Linked DNA regions of Homo sapiens: region 1 is linked to region 2. A link is a loop called in an ENCODE intact Hi-C map of the cell type or tissue named here. Cell type or tissue: mesothelial cell of epicardium. All regions are shown on one strand. Each heading gives the region's core, and the rest is flanking DNA. Links, peaks and the distances in the headings are about the cores only.

Region 1 (11,693 bases), core at 63-8,062, 470 kb after region 2:
GGAGTCCCTGAACAAGGAGACACCCTGGCCAGCCCTCCTCTCCAAGCAGGCGGGCAGCACCGGCTCTAACAGCCAGCCAGGGAGTCCAAGGCTGGCACCAGTTCTCTGAACCCACACGCTGTGCTTCCTTTAGTCCGACAAAAAAAGCACACGTCAGGAGGGTTTAAAAAAAAAAAAAAAAAAAAAAAACTAGTCAAAGCTTCTCTCTAAACCCCACTAAACACTAAACCCCAGGGTTTTTTCTTATTATTATAAGAGGATCAATTGTGAGAAAAGTAACAGCATTAAAAGCCAGAAAAGAAAAAACCACCATGACTACTGACTACAACTCCTAGCACATAAATGTAAAATGATACTAAGCTTTTAAATTACATTTTAAAACTCCTACAATCACCTTACAGTTTGGAGTACCCAGTTTATTGGTAGAAAAGCTCTCTAACAAAATCCGGATGAGATATTTCTCGTCGTCTTTCATGGGAAAGGGCACAGAGCCATCTGTCATGTTTTCTACTGACTTGGAAAAGAGGCCCTTGAGAACTTCATGGCTTTGCTGAACAAACAAGAAAAGTTTGTTTTGTTAAAAGAAAATATTACAAGGACTTTCTTCCAAACTAATCAAAATATTTCATAGGCACAGTGTTACTCTGATTTCTATGTCATTAATTTTTATTTTATTATTATTACACTTTAAGTTTTAGGGTACATGTGCACAATGTGCAGGTTAGTTACATATGTATACATGTGCCATGCTGGTGTGCTGCACCCATTAACTCGTCATTTAGCATTAGGTATATCTCCTGATGCTATCCCTCCCCTCTCCCCTCACCCCACAACAGTCCCCAGTGTGTGATGTTCCCCTTCCTGTGTCCATGCGTTCTCATTGTTCAATTCCCACCTATGAGTGAGAACATGCGGTGTTTGGTTTTTTGTCCTTGCGATAGTTTACTGAGAATGATGATTTTGGAAGTCATTGATTAAAGTATAGGGAAATAATTTTATCAAGTTCATTTTAAGATTCAAACAAAAGAAATATGACAGGATTTACAATCTTATTTCTTCAAACAAAAGAAATCCGACAGCCTTTGCAACATTTTACCCATTAGAGAATTTAAGAGAAATAAACATTTTTTACAGTTTTTTGGGGTTTTTGTTTGTTCGTTTGCTTTGAGACGGAGTCTCACTCTTGTCGCCCAGGCTGGAGTGCAATGGCGCAATCTCAGCTCACTACAACCTCCACCTCCCAGGTTCAAGCAATTCTCCTGCCTCAGCCTCCTGAGTAGTATGATTACAGGTGCCCACCACCATGCCCAGCTAATTTTGTATTTTTAGTAGAGATGGGATTTCACCGTGTTGGTCAGGCTGGTCTCGAACTCCTGACCTCAGGTGATCTGCCCACCTGGGCCTCCCAAAATGCTGGGATTACAGATGTGAGCCACTGCACCTGGTCTACAGTTTTTTTAATTTTCTTTTTTCTTCTCTTACTATCGTTTGCAAGAAAGAAACATTTTTACAGGACTTTTTTGTATGTAAAATTTTGGTTTTACACTGGAAATATTAACATAATTCCCTGAAGTGTTTTTATATAAATTAAATACAGAATTTAGCCAGCACTCTGGCTAACATTTTGCTAGACTGTCCCTTCCTGATACCCAGTATTCTTCATCCCCAGCAGAAATAACAGAAGTAAAAGACCTTCAACATGAGCTTCAAAAGTGGCCTCTCTGATCATCTCAACAGATGCAGAAAAAGCACTTGATAAAATTCAGCATTACTTTAAGATAAAAAAATTCTCAGCAAATTGGGTATAGAAGGAACATATCTCAACGCAAGAAAGGCCATACATGACAAACCCACAGCAAACACCATACTGAAGAGGGGAAAACTGCCATCTTTTCCTCTAAGAACAAGAACAACACAAGGATGCCCAATTTTACCATTTATATTCAACACAGTACTGGAAGTCCTAGCCAGAGAAATTAGGCAAGAGGAAGAAAGAAAGGGCATCCAAATTAGAAAAGAGAAAGTCAAAATGTCCCTCTTTGCAGATAACATGATCTTATATATAGAAAAACCTAAAGACTCCACCAAAAAGCTTTTAGAGCTGATAAATGAATTCAGAAAAGTTGCAGGATACAGAAATCAGTATACAAAAATCAGTAGCATTTCTATACACCAATAACTAGCTAAAAAAGATATCAAGAAAGCAATCCCATTTACAATACCTACAAAAATAAAATACCGAGGAATATATTTAACCAAGGAGGTGAATGATCTCTATAATGAAAACTACAAAATATCAATTAAAGCAATTGAAGAGGACACAAATGATTAAGACATCTCATGTTTATGAATTGGAAGAATTTATATTGTTAAAATGACCATACTATCCAAAGCGAGCTACAGATTCAATGCAACTCCAATCAAAATACCAATGACATTCTTCACAGAAATAGAAAAAACAATCCTAAAGTTCATATGGAACCAAAAAATACCCCAAAAGCCAAAGCAATCCTAAGCAAAAAGAACAAAGCAAGAGACATCGCAGTACCTGACTTAGAAATACACTACAAAGCTACGGTAACCAAACCAGCATTATACTGGCATAAAAACAGACACACAGATGACCAATGGAACAGAATAGAGAACCCAGAAATAAAGCCACGCATTTACAGGCAACTGATTTTCAACAAAGGCTCCAAGAACATTCATTGGGGAAAGGAGAGTCTCTTCAATAGATGGTGCTGGGAAAACTGGACATCTAAATGCAGAAGAATAACACTAAACCCCTATCTCTTGACATATACAAAAATCAACTCAAAATGGGTTAAAGACTTAAATGTAAGACCTAAAACTATAAAAAACTACTAGAAGAAAACAAGGAGAAATACTTTAGTACACTGATCTAGGCAAGGATTTTATGGCCAAGACTTCAAAAAGCAGAGGCAACAAAAATAGACAAATGGAACTATATTACACTAAAAACCTTCTGCATAGTACAGGAAACAATCAACAAAATGAAGAGACAACCTGTAGAATGGGAGAAAATATTTGCAAACTACTCATCTGACAAAGGAATAACATCCAGAATACACAAGGAACTCAAACAGCAAAAAAGCAAATAATCCAATTAAAAAGTGGGCAAAGCATCTGAACAGACATTTCTCAAAAGAAGACATACAAATAACCAACAAATATATGAAAAATGATCAACATCACTAATTATCAGGGAAATTCAAATCAAAACCATCGTGAGAGATAGCATCTCACCCCAGTTAGAATGGCTATTATCAAAAAGACAAAAAATAAATGCTGGTAAGGATGCTGAGAAAAGGGAACTCTTATACACTGTTGGTGGGAAGGTAAATTAATACAGTCTTTATTGAAAACAGTGTGAAGGTTACTCAAAAAACTAAAAACAGTACGAACATACAATCTGGCAATCCCACTACTGGATATTTATCCAAAGGAAAGGAAATCAGTACATCAGAGATACCTGTACCCCGTGATTACTGCAGCAGTGGTCACAATAGTCAAGATACAGAACCAACCTAGGTGTCCGTCAACAGATGAATGGATACTGAAAATGCAGTATATACAGAATAAAATACCATTCAGCTACAAAAAGAAAAAATCCTGTCATTCTTGGCAACGTGGATGAGCCTGGAGGATGGTATGTTAAGTAAAATAAGTCAGGCACAGAAATATAAATATGACATGTTCTCATTTATGAGTAAGAGCTAAAAAAAAATTGAAATAATGGAAGTAGAGAGGAGGATTGTGGGTATTAGACGCTGGGTAAGACAGGAAGGGGAGAATAGAGAGAAGTTGGTTAACAAACAAAATTACAGCTAGATTGGAGGAATAGGTTCTTGCGTTCTGCAGCACTGTGGGGTAAATATGGTTAACTATAAGGTATATTTTCAAAAAGCTAGAAGAAAGTTCTTGAATGTTTACAACACAAAGAAATAATAAATGTCTGAGGTGACAGATTTGCTAATTACCCTCACTTGATCATTATACATTATATACACATATCAAAATATGACTCTATATCCCATAAATATGTACAATGATTATGTGGCAACTAAAAAAGGAAAAAGAAGTGGCCTCTCAAACCTTTAAATCGTGAAAAATAACTCTAACACTGATTTTCAAAGAAACAGTTGAAAGAAGTTTTGAAATGCTTGAAATATTTGAAATATTTTATTAACTACTTCCATTAGGGAGATAAATCTTGGAATCCATTTTTAAAACTCCCCACATATATAGAACATTTTCAAATCTATCCTAAGAAGATAAAAAGCTGAATAGGAGGCTGGGTGCAGTGGCTCACACCTGGAAGTACTCTGGGAGGCTGAGGCAGGAGGATCCCTTAAGCCCAGGAGTTTGAGACCAACCTGGGCAACACAGGGAGACCCTATCTCTACTAAAAAATATGTTAAATAAATAAATAAATAATTTTTAAAAATAAGCTAAATAGGAGACAAACAAATACAATACTCACCAACAAAAACAATACCCAGCCACCATACTTTAGTCTCAGAGAAAGCTAGAAGACATTTAAATTGGTGCCACCAGTCTTAACACAAGTACAGCAAACCAAATGGTGAAGAGGAACACTGTCCGCCTCCTCCTATCTCAGGGTCCACAGAGGAAGGAAAGCCTGCCCCGTTCTCTCTCACACAAACGCGTGCTCCAGCAACGGCGAAAGCACACACCTTGGACTCGTAGGACTCCTCCGTGAGCTCGGCATAGCCCTGCTGGATGAGGACGTCTCTTATGTTGATGGCATCCTGGACCCCTGAGTACTGGTACACATCCACGTGCAGGACGCTGTGCACCACAGAGAAGACCTTCACAAGGAGGGTGCAGCCGCTCACCAGAGAGGCGAACCACTGGCTGGCCCCGTCACTCCAGTGCTTGCCACAAACAAGAGACTTTGCTGATGGTCTCATTTTGCAAATCTTAAATTCCAAAGCCTACAAGGACAGAAGGGCACAGCTCAAACAGCTTTATAAATAAGCAAAACACTCATCCCAAATACCACTGAAAACAGACCTTGTTCATGTACCTTCAATAATATTCTCATAAAAGTCCCAATAAAACTAATGTTGGGGTAGTGAGAATTTCCTAAAGAAACTTGGTTTGCTTTTTAACAACAATAAGAAATATTTAGAATAATTTTTAGATTGTCTTCATACTGATGGTAAGGGCATGTGTGACTATGTCTGTGGCCTACCTAAAAAGTCTGTCTGGTTTCAACATAACCAGAAAACTCAGAAACAGTATTAGAAGATACTACTGGATTAAAACAACTTTTTTTGCTAAATCTGAATCCTTTCATGTATTTTTGGAAGAGCAGAAACCAAATTTGGCTATTGTGACAAAGCAAGTCCCTCCCTGTCCTGGGCCTTGGCTCCCCTAGCTGTAAGCCGAGGCAGGGCACCATATGACCCAGGAATCCACCCAGGAATCCTGTCCAGCATGCAGCATTCATTCCCTAGAGTCTTCTCTACCTTACCTGGAAAGGAAGTTCAAGAAATTGACAGGGAATCTCCATCAAAAGATGTAGATCTACATGAGACTTATTGCCATAATCTACAAAGAATACCTAGAAAATAAAGCAAGTATACACTTTACGACGGGGTCAAAAACAATGCCCTACCTGAGCAATAGCAATGCAGCAGTCTGCTCTAATCCTATAATTATAGAATTCTTGGAGTGACCTGAGCTTAAATCCACATATCAATGAGGGAAACAGACTACTTTGCTAACTGCAATTATTTTAATTTCCACCTACAATTATAAAAGATATTTGATAAACTGCTGTACGTCTGTCTGTCTCATTTCCCTTCCAGTGACTTGTTACAGAAAAACCTACCTCAGCAGAATTTCCAGAAACATAAAGGACTTGAGCTCTAAAGTAGCGTTGTTTATCAAAATCAGCAAAAGGTGCCAGACAGACCAAGTCTGGATGTGGGTGAGTGGGCAAGGGCACCAGCGTCAGTTGGTTGATTTCAGCAGTAAGCTTTTTCAGAATCTCTGAGTTGTTTTCATCAATCCTGTATCCCCAAAAGTGTCCCACTTCAACCACCTAAAAAGGAAGAGGAGGAGAAGAGATGAAATCTAGAAAGGACTTTTGTAAGGAGGAAAATGAGCTTGAATCATAGGGCTGACACCCTGTGCTGTACGACACCTCACCAGCGTTAATCCTCGGAACATAAGTATTTACAGGTTTTTAACAGGTGTTTATGAGACAAAAAGAGGGGGTCCCCTGGTGAACTAAGGTAAGGAAATGTGTGGAATATATCCTTTTCTTGGCGGTACAAGACTCATTCTTACATAAATAAAGGTTCTGAGGTCATATAAGCATTTCGGCGGGGCACAGTGGCTCACGCCTGTAATGCCAGCACTTTGGGAGGCAGAGGTGGGCAGATCACTAGAGATTAGGAGTTCGAGACCAGCCTGGCCAATGTGGTAAAACCCCGTCTCTACCAAAAGCACAAAAATTACCCGGGCATGGTGGCACACACCTGTAATCCCAGCTACTCAGGAGGCTGAGGCAGGGGAATCGCTTGAACCCAGAAGGCAGAGGTTGCAGTGAACAGAGATCGTGCCACTGCACTCCAGCCTGGGCAACACAGCAAGACTTTGTTTCAAAAATATACACACTTTTTTTTCCTCTAACATGTATCTTGTTAAATCTGATTTATTTCAGCATTTTAAATGTACTTGATATTTTAAAAATTAACTTTGATTCTAGAATAAGTATGTTTCAATTTCCATTTTAGTCATATTTCAATTTAACAAGTAGAGTGATAATTCAAACTCACCCACATTAACAAGATTACCAAGGTGCACAAGTTCTGTGTGTGTGTGTGTGTGTGTGTGTGTGTGTGTGTGTGTGTAAACTTCCTGTATACAACATGATGATTTTAGATTAAGAAGAAGGAAAAGCTCAATTACTTCATCCTTACCTCTGTGACATCAATAGTTAGAAGGAGATCTGTAACTGTCTGGGACCTGTCTGATGTGTTAAAGGAGACTTGCATAGGATCTACCGTCTGCTTCTGGAAGTCCACATTCACCCTACATAATACGAATTTTTATTAAAATAAAAATCAAGTTTTACAAAGAAAACACATTTACATATGTGAAATTATCACTTGAACTATTCTAATATTTCTACAAGAAAAGAACATTTCAATAAAATACCTAAGCCAGAGATGACAAATTTGATTTCATCTCAAACATGAATTTCTGCTGGCTTTTTGAAGAGCTCTGGAAGGGGTACACATCCCAAAAATTATATACTACCCTCCAAGTAGTATATAATTGTGAAGGCCAAGACTCTCAGAGAATATCTACTTTCAAGGTATTATCAAGATAAATAAATTATCAATTTAGACTTTCAAGGTCTGAGATTTAGAATTATCTGCAGTGTTTCCTAACTTGTGTTTTCAAATGTGCACCTTGACCTTTAGAAAACTATAAGAATCCACGCTTGGCTCAATGCTATGTTAGAAAACACACACATGACTTTCCAATAAACCCCAAAAATATCATTTTCCCTTAAAGGCAATAAGATAGTAAATGCTAAACTTCTGGAATACAAAAGACAAATTTGACAGAAAATAAAAATTTCCTAATACTTTATTCTAAAATGAAGAGAAAGAATTATAAGAAAGATCTTGATCCAACTCTTTTCCCAATCTCCAGACCTATTTTTAATGAGTGACTCAGGCAATGAGTGACTCCCCAGCATTCGATTACAAAAGTAAGTGGAGTCTGACCTCACTAGAGCAGGACAGGCCTTCTCTACATGAAGGACTGAACCCACTACACTCCCAAACTCTCAGAAACCAAAAGTCACACACTGGGTGAAACCAGATGGAACAGATTTGCCTTCCTCCACCAACTCCTCAGATTCCTGTTAAGTTCCTCCCAGAACTGAAAACTCTACAATTAAGAAATAATAAATGAGACTTCCCACATAGGTGACTATGGGGATATGGCCAAAAGGCAAGCAGTCTGTCACAAATACCATGGGTGACTCAGTTTGGTCCAAGAGAAGAAGATCCACCAGGGTTATGACAGCTGCATGCAGCAAGTGCTCCTGCCCTGGGCTGACCAGCCCTACAGACAGCCCTGGCCCTGTACCACTCTCTGGGCGGGAGGGAAAGATGCCATTTGGCAAGGAAGGGCAGCTTACACTGGTAAGCAACTAGGTGCTCCCAGCTGCATCTCCATTATGTCCCACTGACTGCTGTGTTGAAGACAAAAAATATTCCACATTACTTAAAAAGAGAATTTGCAAAACAAAATGCATAATCCTATCTAGGAAGACAGGAAATTAACATTAGATTTAATCCCTACTATTTAACTAAAAATTACATCAATGATATCACTCAATCCTCTCAACAGCCTTACACCATAGGTATCCTTTTTTTTTTTTTTTTTTTTTTTTTTTTTTGAGACGGAGTCTCGCTCTGTCGCCCAGGGTGGAGTGCAGTGGCGTGATCTCAGCTCATCACTGCAACCTCTGCCTCCTGGGTTTAATTGATTGTCCTGCATCAGCCTTCCACATAGCTGGGATTATAGGTGCCCGCCACCACACCCGGCTAATTTTTTTGTATTTTTGGTAGAGACGGGGTTTCACCATGTCGGCCAGGCTCGTTTTGAACTCCTGACCTCAAGTGATCCTCCCGCCTCGGTCTCCCAAAATGCAAGGATTACAGGCATGAGCCACCTCACCCGGCTGGTATCATTTCTATTAAACAGAAAAAAAACTGAGGTTCAGAGAGGTTAGGTAATGTGCCCAAGTGCACACAGTGAGGAGATGATGCAACCAGGATTCAACAGCAGCTCCACTCAACCACAAAGCCAGTGCTTTTTTATTTATTTATTTATTTATTTATTTATTTATTTTTTAAGACAGCGTCTTGTTCTGTCGCCCAGGCTGGAGTGCAGTGGTGCAATCTCGGCTGACTGTAACCTCCGCCTCCTGGGTTCAAGCAATTCTCCTGCCTCAGCCTCCCGAGTAGGTGGGATTAAAGGTGTGTGCGACCATGCCCGGCTAATTTTTGTATTGTCAGTACAGACAGGGTTTCATCATGTTGGCGAGGCTGGTCTCAAACTCCTGGGCTCAAGTGATCTGCCTGCCTCGGCCTCGCAAAGTGCTGGATGAGTGGCGTGAGCCCCCACACCCAGCCAAGCCAGTGCTTTTACCATGATCTGAAGCAATGCCAGATCAACGGTCATGTAAAAATAGCACCTGAGAATGTGAAAGCAGGCACGGCCTGTCTGCCACCTCCCTCCCGAAAATACCTTGTGTTCCTGAGCTTTGAGACGTTCATGCCTTGCACCTTCCCTTCAATTTCCTCTGCAGAATGAACGCTGAGTTCAAGTGAAACTTTTAGTTGAGACATCTTAATTGCCATATATACTGCAGGAAGGGTTTTAAATCTCTCTGTTGGATTTCGTGAGAATTCCACAAAGGCTCTGTTCCACAAATGTAAATTTAAAAATAAATTTATCAGGCATCTGTTTAAAAACTGCATATTCATTTCTCTCAAGACAGAAATTCTGTCACATCTCTCCTCAAAATGCCAGTAACTCTTCAATTTATAATTAATCAATAACATGTATTAATTTCTCCAATGGAAAATTATTAATTGAAGAGAAATAAAAGTTATAATGACATGTCATTAAACCAAAACCAAGTATCATCCTTGTATAATATAATGCAGAATAAACACTAAAGTCACATGGAATTTGGGGCAAAGAAATCTTACTTCATAATTACTTTCATAATTGCAAAAGAATTTTCATGATTATAACAGAATGTCTTTCTTTACTATCATAAAATAAAACAGATACAGAAAACCACACAAATGTATATAGCTCAGTGATCTTTGTAATTCCCCTTCAAAAAAAGCATTAAATTTATTTTTATTTATTTATTTATTTTTTTGAGATGGAGTCTCGCTCTGTCGCCAGTGCAGGGATGTCATCTTGGCTCACTGCAACCTCCGCCTCCCAGATTCAAGAGATTCTCCTGCTTCAGCCTCCCGAGTAGCTGGGACTGCAGGCGTGTGCCACCACGTCCAGCTAATTTTTGTATTTTTAGTAGAGACAGGGTTTCACCATGTTGGCCCGGATGGTCTCAATCTCCTTACCTCATGATCTGCCCATCTCAGCCTCCCAAAGTGCTGAGATTACAGGACTGAGCCACAGCGCCTGGGCCAAAACCATTGATTGCCAAGTGATATAAATTGATTGCCAAGTGATATAAATTGATTGCCAAGTGATATGGTTTAGATCTGTGTCCCTGCCCAAATCTCATGTCGAATTGTAATCTCCAATATTGGAGGAGGGGCCTGGTGGGAGGTGACCGGATTGTGAGCGCGATTTCCCCCTTGCTGTTCTTGTGAGTTCTCACGAGATCTGGTTGTTTACAAGCACCTCCCCTTTGCTCTCTTCCTTTCGCTCCAGCCATGTAAGAAATGCCAGCTTCCCTTTGCCTTTCACCATGATTGTAAGTTTCCTGAGGCCTCCCCAGAAGCAGCAGCCTATACAGCCTGCAGAACCATGAGCCAATTAAACCTCTTTTCTTTATAAATTACCCAGTTTCAGGTATTTCTTTATAGCACCGAGAGAACAGAATAAAACACCAAGTAATATTGATAAATGCCCTCTCTTGCCCCAGCCCATATTTCGGTGTCCCATTCCAGCCCCACTCTGGGGCATGAGGAGCAGGCATGGAGCAAAAGGTGCCTGCTGGATGTGCCAGGCAGAAGGAAGACAGCATCAAGTTTACCTTGCTATGCATGCAAGTTCTAATGCCCCTGGGTCCCCACATCATCACAGAGCCACAAAAACAGACCTGGGCCCCTTCCTCTACTATAAAAATCGTCCTGTAATGAGCTCTCTCCTGGAAATGTACACCTTGAGCAGTTTGGAAAGACGCCCAGCAGGGGAGGTGTGTGGAGCAGGTACATGAATCAACCCTGACCCGCTCCGCCTCCTCCGCTCTCCTTCACGCCCCATCCTCTTCACTCATAAATGCACGCATTTTCCTTCCACCCACTGCCTGATTCATGCCCTTCTGCTTTATCTCCCTTCTTTAGAGTCTCTCCTAAGACTCCGTAGAAGTAATTTTAAACTCCAGACCTCAGCGTCTTCTCCTCGAAGCTGCATCCTCCCCAGCATCCAGGCTGGAAAGCCGGATGCTCTTGGGCTCCTCTCACTTCTTTGCCCCCCACATGCAATCACCAGGCAAATCCAAGACATCCTCCTTCCCGTCTGTTGGCTCCTTTTCATGTCCAACAGCACCATACTGGCTGCACATCTCAGTACCTCTGCTTTGGACTACTGCAAAGACTCCAGGCCGGCTTCTACTCCTCTTACCTTGACCTTCCGCTTATCCCTGAGTAAGTTCCATAAAACACAGTTCCGGACAGACCACTCAAAGGTCTCCAAGTGCCCACCTAGTCATGTTCACACTCATCAGTCTGCCAGAAGACTGTCTCAAAGTCAGCACCTGACCTCCACAAAACAGACTCCATCTGACACGGAGCAGCTCTGCCCAAACGGCTACCAGCTATGTGTGCACAGTCTCAGCTTTCCCCTGTCAAGATCAGCTAATGACTGCCTCCTGCTGGAAAACCACCTGACCCTACTGCACCACCTCT
Region 2 (11,997 bases), core at 2,199-10,198:
TGATGTGGACAGCTCCCCTGCTGGGTGTCCAGCCTGCCCAGTTGCCCTGCCCGGAGGGAGGAACAGAGAGGAAGATGCCAAGGCTGGCTGGAGCAGGCGCCAGGTGTGCCTGCAGCAGCTCTGGGGGTGGGGAGCAACCATGCGGGGGGTGCAGGTGCCGCAGTCACCTTCCAGGTGGCCCAGTGGCTACCCGTCTTCACTATCCCGGGACGTGCCAGGCCTCCTGGCACTTTCCCCGGTGGTGAAGCAGAACTTCTGAGGCAGCCCTCTGCTATGGCTGCCCCTATTGTGGCCGTCAAGCTCAGCCTGGCTGCAGGCGGGGGCCGGCGTCTCCCGGGTCCTATCTCCTGGGTTGTGTTGTGAATCCGCAGACTGAGGGGCTGTGTGGTGTGGGTGGCGTGTGGTTTGCTGAGGAGCCTTGCTTTGGAGGTCTGGCCTTATTAGAAAACGTTACTTTATTATCTCACATTTCCAGAGGCCAGGAATTCAGAACAAGTCTCATGGCTTTAAAATCTAGATGTCAGCAAGGCTGGTTCCCTCTGGAGGCTCAAAGGGAGAATCTCGTCCCTGTCTCTCCAGGCTTCGGGGGCTCCAGGTGGCCCTGGTGTGGCTGCACCCCTCCATCTCTGCCTCTGTCTGCGCGGTCTCCTCCTCTGCGTTGCCAAATCTGCCCCTGCTTCCTCTTAAAAGGATTCCCGTGATTGCATGCAGGGTCCACCCCATCCAAGAGCCACTCCCTAGCTCCAGTCCTTGACTTAATCACACCGGCAGGGGCCATGTGAAGTCACACATTCACAGGCCCCAGCCACCAGGATGTGAATCTTTGAGATGTCAGCCTATCAGCTATTACACTAGGGTGGCGTGACCAACTCATCCAGTCTGCCTGGGGCCTTCCCGGCATTGGCATTCAAAGTCCCATGCCCTGGGAAACCCCTCAGTCCCAAGCAAAGGGATGGGGAGCCGCCCTCCTCTGTGGCAGCCTCACCTTAGCAGCTCATGTCTCCAGGGCACCTGCAGCACCAGGATGAAGCCTGACTCTCAACAGTCAGTCAGGCAACCCTGGGAGGTAATGCGTGCATGGAGAAGCCTGTGCTGTGCCAGCTGCCGGCCACCCCTCCCAGCTTTCTCAGCCCTTCCTGCTGAATGAGTCTCACTCTCTGTGTGGGGGCCCAGGGGGCCGGTGACACCTAGAGGGTGGCAGGACCCAGGCTGGCACGAGGTCTGAGGCACACCCACCTCCAGCTCAGGGCAGGCTGATAACTGCTCCTCCCTCTCCCCAGCAGGTCTAATACCTTGGCCTCAGCAGAGACCTGTGCCTGCAGTTGCTGACATTTAGCCCCTAAATGAATGAGAAGCTGTGTTATGTGTGTTATGCTGTGGCCTGAGGGCTCTGTGGTGTGGGCGGGGTGTGGTTTGCTGAGGAACCTTGCTTTGGAGGGCTGGCATTACTAGACTCCTCTGGTAGGCTGGGATGGCCTGAGAGGAAAGGGGGCTGTACTGGGTTCTGGGCCCAGCACTGTGGCTCGGTTGTTTTCAGGCGGGCTGGTGTGGACAGATCTCCTCTAGGTGCAGCCCGCTGGCCCATGGACCAACTTGGTAGGAAATTGATGCTTATGCAGCAGTGTGCATGTGTGTCGGCATGGGGGTTGTAAACACGGAGTTCAGAGCTGTTACCTGGGTGCCCAGGCTGCAGGAGGACATGGGTGGGCAGTAGCTGAGGGTGGTGCAGGGATAGACAAGTCTTGTATCAGCCTGCTTGCCACCAGCTGCTAAACGGCCATGCCCCACCACTCCCTGGGCTTCCCTTTCTCTGTCTGCAATGTGAAAGGCTAGCACCACGTGGTTTCTAAGCTCCGTCCAACCTAAAGTCTGTGATGCTGCCAACTCACCACAGTTATATTAAAGTGGTAAAGTGGGTTAGATAGAAATGAGTACTTTTATATTATTTAAGATCCATGGGCAGAGTCTCCTACTACAGCTTCCAGACTCACTCTTCTGAGTTAAGCAACTAGAAAACTGGGCAAAAAAGTATGAAACGACTGTTCTCAGACATTGGAGAGTGAGCGCTGTCTTAGTCCATTTTTGTTGCTATAAAGGAATACCTACTGCTCGGTAATTTATAAGAAAAAGAGCTTTATTGCCTCATGGTTCTGCAGGCTGGACAGAAGCATGGTGCCAGCATCTGCTCAACTTCTGGTGAGGACCTCAGGCTGTGCCACCTTCCCCACTCACAGGGGAAGGTGAAGGGAAGCTGGTGTGTGCAGAGACCACATGGCAAGAGAAGAAGCAAGATGGGGGAGGTGCCAGGCCCTTTTCAACAAGCCCCTCTCATGAGAACTAACAGCAAGAGCTCGCTCCTCCCTGAGGGAGGGCATGATCTATGCATGAGGGGTCCACCTCCACCACCCAGCCACCTTCCATTAGGCCCCACCTCCAACCCTGGGAATCCAATTTCAATATGAGGTTGGGGGGAAAACATTCAAACCACAGCAAGTGCAGAACTGAGACACCCATTCAGAGGGAAACAAATAAAGTGACCCCTCTGAGGCCTGGACTTTCTGTGTGGAGACAATGTCCAGGAGGGCTGCTATGCTGAGGACTGGATTATGGAGTAATGGGCTGTGATGGGGAAGGAAGGCCTTAGTCAAGGTGTGGTGGACCTGCTTCCTTGGTACTGATTTGGAGATTCCTTTAGGATGGCTGGACATTTTTTCAGTTCTCCGTCCTTCCTTAAGGCTGACAGCTCTTTGTCTTCTTATGAGAGGAGGGATCCACACAGAGCCTGGTGGTCTCATTGGATTGAGGAGATAGAGATCAGAATTTTGGGAGGCTGAGATGGCTAGAATTTGCTGGCAGAATACCAGAGAAGAGGGAAATAGGCAGAAAAAGAGTGCCAGAATTCTGCATAGGGGTTCCCATAGGTCTGTGCCTGAATGTCAATTGTCCCACGCAAGGCGTGAAACTTCAAGGGCAATGCTGAAGAAATAACAATTATCAGAGAGCTGCAAGGTGAATGGCTTAGAACCATCTAAGTTTCCACCAGCCAGAATGGAGAGAAGTTATTGAAGACATGGGCATTCACTAGAGACTCAGAAGAGTTTTGCTTTAGTAGTGGGGCTTAACTCACCCAAGAGGAAAGGTGACTCTAGACTCACCCTCAAAAGCATCAAACTTCTCTCCAGGTGACTTAACTGCCTGCCAGAATGGAGCCCAACACTCTTTAAAGGCATGTAAGTGAATTCAGAACTCAACAATGTACAGTATTCAACACAATGTCCAGCATCCAATCAAAAATCACTAGACAAACAAGTAGGAAAGTAGGGCCTATCGACAGGAAAAAATTAGTTATTAATAATAGAGATAGGCCCAGAACTGACAGAGGTGATGGAAAAGGCAAACCAGGATGTTAAAACACTTGTTATAAATATGTTCCATATACTCAAGGACTTAAAGGAAAACATGAACAGAGCGAGGAGAGAAATAGGGGACACAGAAATTCCAAGTGGAATTTCTAGAAGTGGCAAATTGTGCCAATCTCTGAAGTGAAAAGTTCACTGGATGGGACAGTACACTGCAGAAAAACCAGTGAATTCACTTTGGTATTTAAAAGCAGGGGTTGGTAAACTGTGGCCTATGGGCCAAATCCAGCTTGTTGCCCATTTTTATAAATAAAGTTTTACTGGAATGCAGCCACACTCACTTGTTTACGTACTGTCTGTATTAGTCCATTTTCATGCTACTAATAAAGACATACCTGAAACTGGGTAATTTATAAAGAAAAAGAGGTTTAATGGACTCACAGTTCCACATGGCTAGGGAGGCCTCACAATAATGGGGGAAGGTGAAGGAGAAGCAAAGTTCTGTCTTACATGGCAGAAGACAAGAGAGAAAGCATGTGCAGGGGAGCTCCCATTTGTAAAACCATCATATCTTGTGAGACTTACTCACTATCATGAGACCAGCACTGGATAGACCTGCCCTCATGGTTCAATGGCCTCCCACCAGGTCCCTTCCACAACATGTGAGAATTATGGGAGCTAACATTTGAGATGTGGGTGGGGACACAGCCAAACCGTATTGCTGTCTATGACGGCTTTCACGTAACAACATCAGAGTTTAGTAGTTGCAACAGATTGCATGGTGCACCAAGGCTGAAATATTTACTAGCCAGCCTATTGCAGAAAAAGTTTGCTGAGCCCTGGTTTAAAGTATTTACCTTGTGATCCCTTTATACTACAAATTGCAGAGCAAGCCCTTTATCAAAGATAATGTACACATTAATTTTTAGCCAGTTAGGTCAGAATTATTCCAGATCAGTAGAACATGAATTCCCAGGAATGGGCATCATAACCTCAGGTTACAGTTTGAGCATGGTGGAAATTGGAAAGAAAATGCTTGCACAAGGGCAGGTCATTCCTACCCTGCTCTCAACTCCCTCCTCCACAGCCCTGCCTCACCCACTCTGTGTTGCCCTGAGTACCAGGGTCTTTGTTCTGCTCACTTTTAGGAGGTCTCTCTCCTTCTCCCACTAGAACATGAGCTCCCCACTGGAGGGAGAACTGTCTGCCTCATCCTTTGCCCCATGGGCAGCAAAGGCTCAGCCTTGGGTCACAGACCAGATGCAGGAATGAGGCCCAGATATGGAAGGACCGGCTGTGAGTTCTGGGTCACGTCCCAGCACACTGGCTGGCTTTGGGAGGGATAACTTCGCCTTTCTATTCAACAGCAGTGAATTTCCCCCTCCTTTCTTCACCCTCTCTTTTTTTCAGTTTTTTTAGCTGACATCTATAATTTGGAAAGCCATAAAAATGAATATAGATGAAATATTAGAGGGCGGCAGCCTGAGAAAAGCATGGACAAAGAGGCTCTCACCGCCTTCAATAGGTCTTAAAACCGCTTTCATCTCCACGCTGCCTCAGCCCAGTGAAATTGATTCATTGACCAAATTGGCCATTTAAAATTCAAAAGCCTAAGCTCGCTCGGTGCAGCTCCCTCCTCTCCAGATTTATGGGGCCGCAGAGAGGCACCCGGGGTGTCTCTAGTTTCTTTTTTAAGGATGATCAACAGTGAGGCAACAGGCCCCTTCTTCCTGGAGAGTACACACTTGCCCACAGCCACAGTCTGAAGCGGGCGGCCGTGCCAGGCACTGGCTCTCGGGACCACAGAGGGCAGCTTTGCAGGTGCCGTCCTGGGAGCCCTGTCTGTGGGGATGACCTCCCCTCTGACCTCCTGTCCTGGTCAGTTGGAAGGACAAGGACTGGCAGTGCTTCCCAGGAAGGAAAGAGGTGGAAAGCGGCCTGGGATCCCAGTCGGTCACAGCAGCTGCCTGAGCCAGGGCTGCTATACCTGGCCCCTGGGAGTCTGAGAGTGCCCAACCTCTGCTTCTGAACTCACCTTGCTGTCCTGGGCAGAGCCACAGCACTGGGCAGGCCTGCAGGCTGGTCCCAGAGGTGACACAGGGCTAAGCAGGAACCTCCTGTGCAAAAGAATTTTATGGCAACCAGAGGATGCAAGGGTGGGGCCATCTGAGAAGGAAGTGGAGGTGAGCCTTTCCTCCCCAGGTGGCAGGCAATGGTGAGTGATCAGTCCCCAGGTGGAGTTACACTGCAGGGAACTCCTTCCCTGGTCACCTGGGCTCTGGCCACCTCTTCTAGGTAAACAAGCTGCCCCAGCAGAAGTCTGCAGTCTAGAACCATGAGACTTCTTCAGGCTGCAAGAGGACAACTGGGAGGGGACATGGGAAAAGGGGACTGGAAAGTGAACAGGTACTCCAGAGCTCCTGTTCTAGAACATTAGGGCATCTGCCAGCCCAGAATGAAGCTCCCAGGGGACCTCAGGTGGCAACAAAAATGGGGGTGAGAAAGGTCTGGAAATGTAGCACAGCCAGGGTTCAGTCTGAGACAAGGATTTATAGCTCAGCCTGAGATCAAGATTCAGGCTTAGTATGAGATCAGGATTCAGGGCTCAGTCTGAAATCAGTATTGGGCTCACTCTGAGATCAGGATTTGGGTTTTGATATGGTTTCGCTCTGTGTCCCCACCCAAATCTCATCTCGAATTGTAATCCCCATGTGTTGAGGGAGGGAGGTGATTGAATCATGGGGCGGTTCCCCCACGCTGTTCTTATGATAGTGAGTGAGTTCTCATGAGATCTGATGCTTTTATAAGTGTCTGGAAGTTCCTCCTTCGCTCTTCTCTCTCCTGCCACCTTGTGAAGAAGGCACTTGCTTCCCCTTCGCCCTCCTCCATCATCGTAGGTTTCCTGAGCGCTCCCCACAAGCCATGTGGAACTGTGAGTCAATTAAACCTCTTTCCTTTATAAATTACCCAGTCTCAGGGAAGTTCTTTATAGCAGTGTGAAAATGGACTAATACAGGCTTAGTCTAAAATCAGGATTCAGGCTTAGTCTGAGATAAAGATTCAGACTCAGTTTGAGATCAGTATTCAGGCTCAGTGTGAGACCAGGGTCAGAGCTCAATCTGAGGCAGAATTTTTAGGGCTTAGTCTGAAATCAGGATTCAGGCTCAGTCTGAGATCAGGATTTGGACTCAGTCTGAGTGATACCAGTGTTCAGTCTGGGAACAGGATTCAGGCTCTGTCTGACATCAGACATCCTGGGCAGGATGGAGGCAACCCATAGGTCATCACCTCCTGGCAGGGGGAACAGTAGCAGACACACACACACACACACACACACACACACACACACGAACAACCATGTGAGGACCCAGGGAAAAGACCACACCACATGCCCAGGAGGGAGGCCCAGGATAAAGCAGCCCTGCCACCACCTTGACCTCGGACCTTCAGCCGCCGAGAGTGTGAGAATCCCTTTTCCTCCCGTGAAGGGCACCATGTGTGCTGCTGTGCTGTGGCTACCCAAGCAGATACTACAGATTGGGATTTGGAGGTTAAAAAGCATGGATGGTGTTTCTTTGAACTGACATTTCTAGATAACTTTCCAAAAATGCTGCCGAATGTCCGCTTCCCAGCAGTAGTGATGCACGCTCTCTCTTCTTCGCATCCTCTCCTGCAATCGGTCCTGCTGCCCTTTCAATTTGCTGGTCAGGTGGGTTTTAAGTGACAGCTCCTTGTGGCTTTAACTTGCATGTCACCAATTATTGGTAGTTTTGAACATTTCTTATATGATGTTAGCCATTTGGATTTACTCTTTTGTGAATGTGTATTGTTTTGACCCTTTTCCTATTGGATTTTTTTCTCCTATCAATTTGTAAGCACTTTTCATATCTTACAGATAACAGCTTTCTCACTGTTGTTTTCATCATAAATCACTTTTTTTTTTGTTTTTCTTTTTTCTTTTTTTTTTTCTGAGATGGAGTTTCACTCTTGTTGCCCAGGCTGGAGTGCAGTGGTCTGATCTCAGCTCACTGCAACCTCCACCTCCCGGGTTCAAGCGATTCTCCTCCCTCAGCCTCCCAAGTAGCTGGGATTACAGGAACATGCCACCACGCTCAGCTAGTTTTGTATTTTTAGTAAGACAGGGTTTCACCATGCTGGCCAGGCTGGTTTTGAACTCCTGACCTCAGGTGATCCACCTGCCTTGGCCTCCCAAATTGCTGGGATTCCAGGCGTGAGCCACTGCATCTGGCCCACTTTTTGTTTTTCTAAACTTATACTTTGTCTGTTGATTTGGTTTTAGGTATCTATTCATAGATGAGTTTTAAATTGTTTTATAGTCCATCATATTTATACTTTCTTCTAAGAATTTCTGAGTTTTCAGTCTTGCTTAATGAGGAATCCTTACCCTAGCTGGCATGGTCTTCCAGATTTTCTTGCAGTATTTTTATTTTATTTTTACTTTCTTTTACATTTAAGTCTTTAATCCACTTAGAATTTAGTTTTGATTAAGATGAAGGAGTGGATCCACTTTTATTTTCTTCTAGATGGCAGCTGGGTGTGCTAGTCCATTAATTAAATGATGCTTCTGTTTACCCTGAAACAAATGAAGCTTGGTCTTATCTTCTTGCTTATCCTGAGGTCATTTTCTGGTTTTCTAACCCAACTCGTGGCGTGTTGTCAGTGTGTGTACAGTGGCAGGGTTGTCTCATCTTGCACGAGTATTTATCCTCCCATAAAAATGTCTACATAATTCTACCCAACAAGACCACACCAAAACCCCTAAAACTCTGTTGGGAATCTAATGAAATGGCATTTGACTAAAAGATAAATTTCAAGAGAATTGACATTTTTAAATTGAAAGTTCTTATCCAGAAAAATGTGTCTGCTTTGTGTCTTTAAATAAGATTTTATCATTTTTTTATCCCATAGGGATTGTATCAGTCAGGTTCTGACCTGGAAACCAGAAATCACTCTAGATCTTTTAAGCAGAGGGAATTTAATGCAGGGAGCTGGTTGTAGGGGTTACTTTGTATGGTGGTGAGGTCACTTCTACCCCAGGGCTGGGCCTGGAGGGTCAGTGTAGAGCATGCTCTAATCATATTGAGACTCTCAGCCCCATTTGGGACCATGGAGAAAGGAGCTTTCAGGTGGGAGCCCACAGCCACCGAGGAGACCCAGCTGCAGCTGGAGGTGCCACTGGAACAGAGAGAGGGAGAGAAGGGCCTCACGTGTCCTTTCATCCCACCCTTCAATCTTGGGTCAGCACCGCCCATTGGCCAAATCTACTGGAAGACAGAAGGGAAGGGAGCCTGGAGTATGGAGCAGGGCAGGACAGGAAATGGCTCCGAGCAGCAGTGGGCAGATGCTGGGCACACAGTTCCCGAGTCCTGTTCCATTGCTCCCTAAGTAGCTCACGGTTTTGTCACTGTTGTGGACAGACTGATTCTTCCCCTTTCCGTTTCTAGATGCCTATCATTTGAAAAGAGATAGTGCATTTGTTTCTGCATAATTATATGACATCATCTCATCCTATCACATTTTCTTTTTAATTCTAATTTTTAAATACAATATCTGGGTTGTGAAAACTAATAGCTATATCTTTTCCAACGCTTAAAGTATGTGTTTCATTTTCTTGGCCATTTGCATCTGCTTGAAGCCTCAGTGCAATATCAAATAAAAATGGTGGACCTCCCTTGCTAAGTTCTGGTTTTAATTGTATTAGTTTGGTGTTTCATGATTTGGATATTATCTGTGTCAGGTGGCCAAGTCATCCCTAAAGGGAGCGTGGCAGCGGCAGTGAGGTCAGCAGGTTTCACTCCCATAGACCTCGCTGCCAAGAAGACAGAGCAGCCAAGAGGATTCAAGACAGTTCATTACTCACACAGACAGCAAAGCCACAACCAGTGCAGTGTCAGGTCCTGGTGCCCCTAATCCACAGGTCGACTGAAACAGAAAGGTCTGGTGATCGTCGGCTTGAGTGTTGGGTCACTCTGCCATTGAGGAGTCCTCTCTAAACTATGGCCAAGCATTTGTACAGACTACACAGAAGCCAGCAGCTCCACATGACAGGGGAGTGGTGAGGAAGAGCTTTGTGCTCAACGGAAACCGGGGAGATGGATGAGCAACCCTTGGAGGCATTCTCACACGGATCAGGGGCTGCCCTTGCTGACTCCTCCCCAGCCTAATCTCCCCTTGCTTCAGGAGGAGTCATTCCCAGGACTCAGCTTAGACTGTGGCCAAGCCTCCTCTAGGAGGCCTGTAAGGAGATGTGCAACATGGTAGGGGCACCATGGGAGAGCCATTCCCCTACAAATAGCAGCTGGGATTTGAGATCTCTTTTTTAATAGTTTCTTTTTAGTATTACTTTTCTCCAGATTTTTTTGCAGGACCGATTGCTGAGTTTCCTCAAATGCTTTTTCGGTGTCTATTGATGGGATCATGTGGTTGATGGATATACTAAATTTTGTAGCTAGTTTCTTGGTATTGAACTACCCTTGCATTCCTGAAAACCAACACATAATACTTGGTCATAGCAGATTTTTAGAAATATATTTCTGGGTTCTATTTTCTAATATTTTATTCAGATTCTTTTTACATATATATTGTGAGTCAGTTTATAGTTATCTTTTTCTGTTCTCTTTTAATTATACAATTAAAGTTTCACTTATACAATTAAAATTTCCCATCTTTTCCCATGTCCCAGAATGTTCAAAATAACATTGAAATTATTTGTATTATTATATAGAGAAAGCCAGCTTTGACCTGTTTAAACCTGGTGACTTTTTTTAAAAAAAGAAACAGTTTCATCAAGATATAATTTGCATACCATATGAGTCACCTAAAGTGTACAAATTGATGTGCTTTAGTACATTCACCATTCACAGGGTTGTGCAACCACCATCATAATCTAACTTTAGAACATTTTTGTTTCTCATAAAAGAAACCCTTTATCCATTAACAGTCATTCATATTCCTCTCTGCTCACTTCCCAGCTCTAAGAAAATTCTAATCCATTTTCTGTCTCTATGGATTGGCCTGTTTTAGACACTTTATTACAAATGCAATCCTATAATATGTGGTTCTTTGTTACCGACTTCTTGCACTTAGCATGTTTTCAAGGTTCATCACTATCAACATTTTGTGGAATTTATCAGTATTTCATTTCCTTTTCATTGCCAAATAATATTTCATTGTACTGATAGAATGCATTTTATTTATTCATTTATTGGTTGATGAATATTTGAGTTATTTCAATTTTTGTCTATTACGAATAGTGCTGCTATGAAAATTTGCATATAAAAATTGTGGACATGTGTTTTCATTTATTTTGGGTATATACACTTAAGAGTGGAATTACCAGGTCATATGGTAAATCTATGTTTAACATTATAAGAAATTGCCAACCTGTTTCCAAAGCAGCTACAGCATGTTGCAACCCCATCAGCTTCCAGTTCCTTCATATCCTCGTCTGCAGCTGTCATTGTCTGTCTTCTTGATCCTAGACGTCCTCAGGATGTGGGGTAGAATCTGGTTGTGGTTTTGGTTTCTACCTCCCTGATGAATAAAGATATTGAACAGCTTTTCACGTGCTTATTGGCCTTTTGTATATTTACTTTGAAGGAATGTCTATTTAAGCCCTTTGCCCCCTTTTAAATGGTATTTTTGTCTTTTTGTTATTGAGCTATAAGAATTTTTTTTTTTTTTTTTTGAGATGGAGTCTCACTCTGTCTGTCACCCAGGCTGGAGTGCAGCCTGGCTCACTGCAAACTCCACCTCCTGGGTTCATGCCATTCTCCTGCCTCAGCATCCCGAGTAACTGGGACTGCAGGCACCCGCCACCACGCCCGGCTAATTTTTTGTATTTTTAGTAGAGACGGGGTTTCACCATGTTAGCCAGGATGGTCTCAATCTCCTGAACTCGTGATCCGCCCGCCTTGGCCTCCCAAAGTGCTGGGATTATAGGCATGAGCCACTGTGCCCGGCCAAGAATTTTTAAATATATAGTGGATATAAGGCCTCTAGCAGATATATGACTTGAAAATATTTTCTCCAATTCTATGGTGTTCTACTTTTGCTTTCTTGGTGGTATTATTTGTAGCATAAAAGTTTAAATTTTGATATGGCCCAGTTTATCTATTTTTGGTTGATGTTTCTGTTTGTGCTCTTGGTGTGCTATTTAAGAAACCATTGCCTAACCCAAGGTCATGAAGATTGACTTTTATGTTTTCTTCTAAGAGTTCTGTAGTTTTAACTCTTATCTCATAGACATTGAGGTTTACGATCTATTTTGAGTTTTAATTTTTGTGTATGGTATGAATTAGGGGTTATTCATTCTTTTGCATGTGGAAATATAGCTGTCCCAATGCCATTTATTGAAAAGACTCTTCTTTCCCCCACTTAACTGTCTCAGCACCTTGTTGAAAACCAATTGGCTATGAATGAAAAGGTTAATTTCTGGACTCCCAATTCTATTCTATTGATCTGTGTGTCTGTCTTCATGACAGTATCACATTGTCTCGATTACTGTCACTTTGTAGTAAGTTTTGAAATCAGGAAGTGTGAGTCTTTCAACTTTATTCTTTGTTTTCAATTTGTTTTCTTTGCTATTCTGAGTCCCTTGTGTTTCCAAATGAATTTT

The links. A loop is a pair of places that touch in the nucleus more often than their neighbours do. Peaks named below come from ENCODE experiments on the same cell type or tissue, not always from the same donor. Only the 100,000 strongest peaks of a DNase experiment are listed, where the experiment ranks them.
Region 1: it touches region 2 in a loop (29-fold over the local background); 1 of 110 quality-filtered maps calls a loop at or near these places.

The regions. Positions count from the first base shown.
Region 1 is chr14:104,019,965-104,031,657 of GRCh38, reverse strand. TDRD9 (tudor domain containing 9) reads right to left here. Exons shown (of 36, transcript NM_153046.3): 24 at 9,328-9,501; 25 at 6,978-7,089; 26 at 5,882-6,094; 27 at 5,522-5,611; 28 at 4,719-4,979; 29 at 395-550. Among named protein-coding and RNA genes, the nearest start is that of ASPG, 60 kb to the left of the region's middle. In mesothelial cell of epicardium, for the core only: no CTCF peak of the experiment used is centred there; no DNase peak of the experiment used is centred there.
Region 2 is chr14:104,493,521-104,505,517 of GRCh38, reverse strand. No RefSeq gene overlaps it. Among named protein-coding and RNA genes, the nearest start is that of C14orf180, 80 kb to the left of the region's middle. In mesothelial cell of epicardium, for the core only: no CTCF peak of the experiment used is centred there; DNase peaks (open chromatin) are centred at 2,307, 4,487, 5,507, 6,887 and 2 weaker places.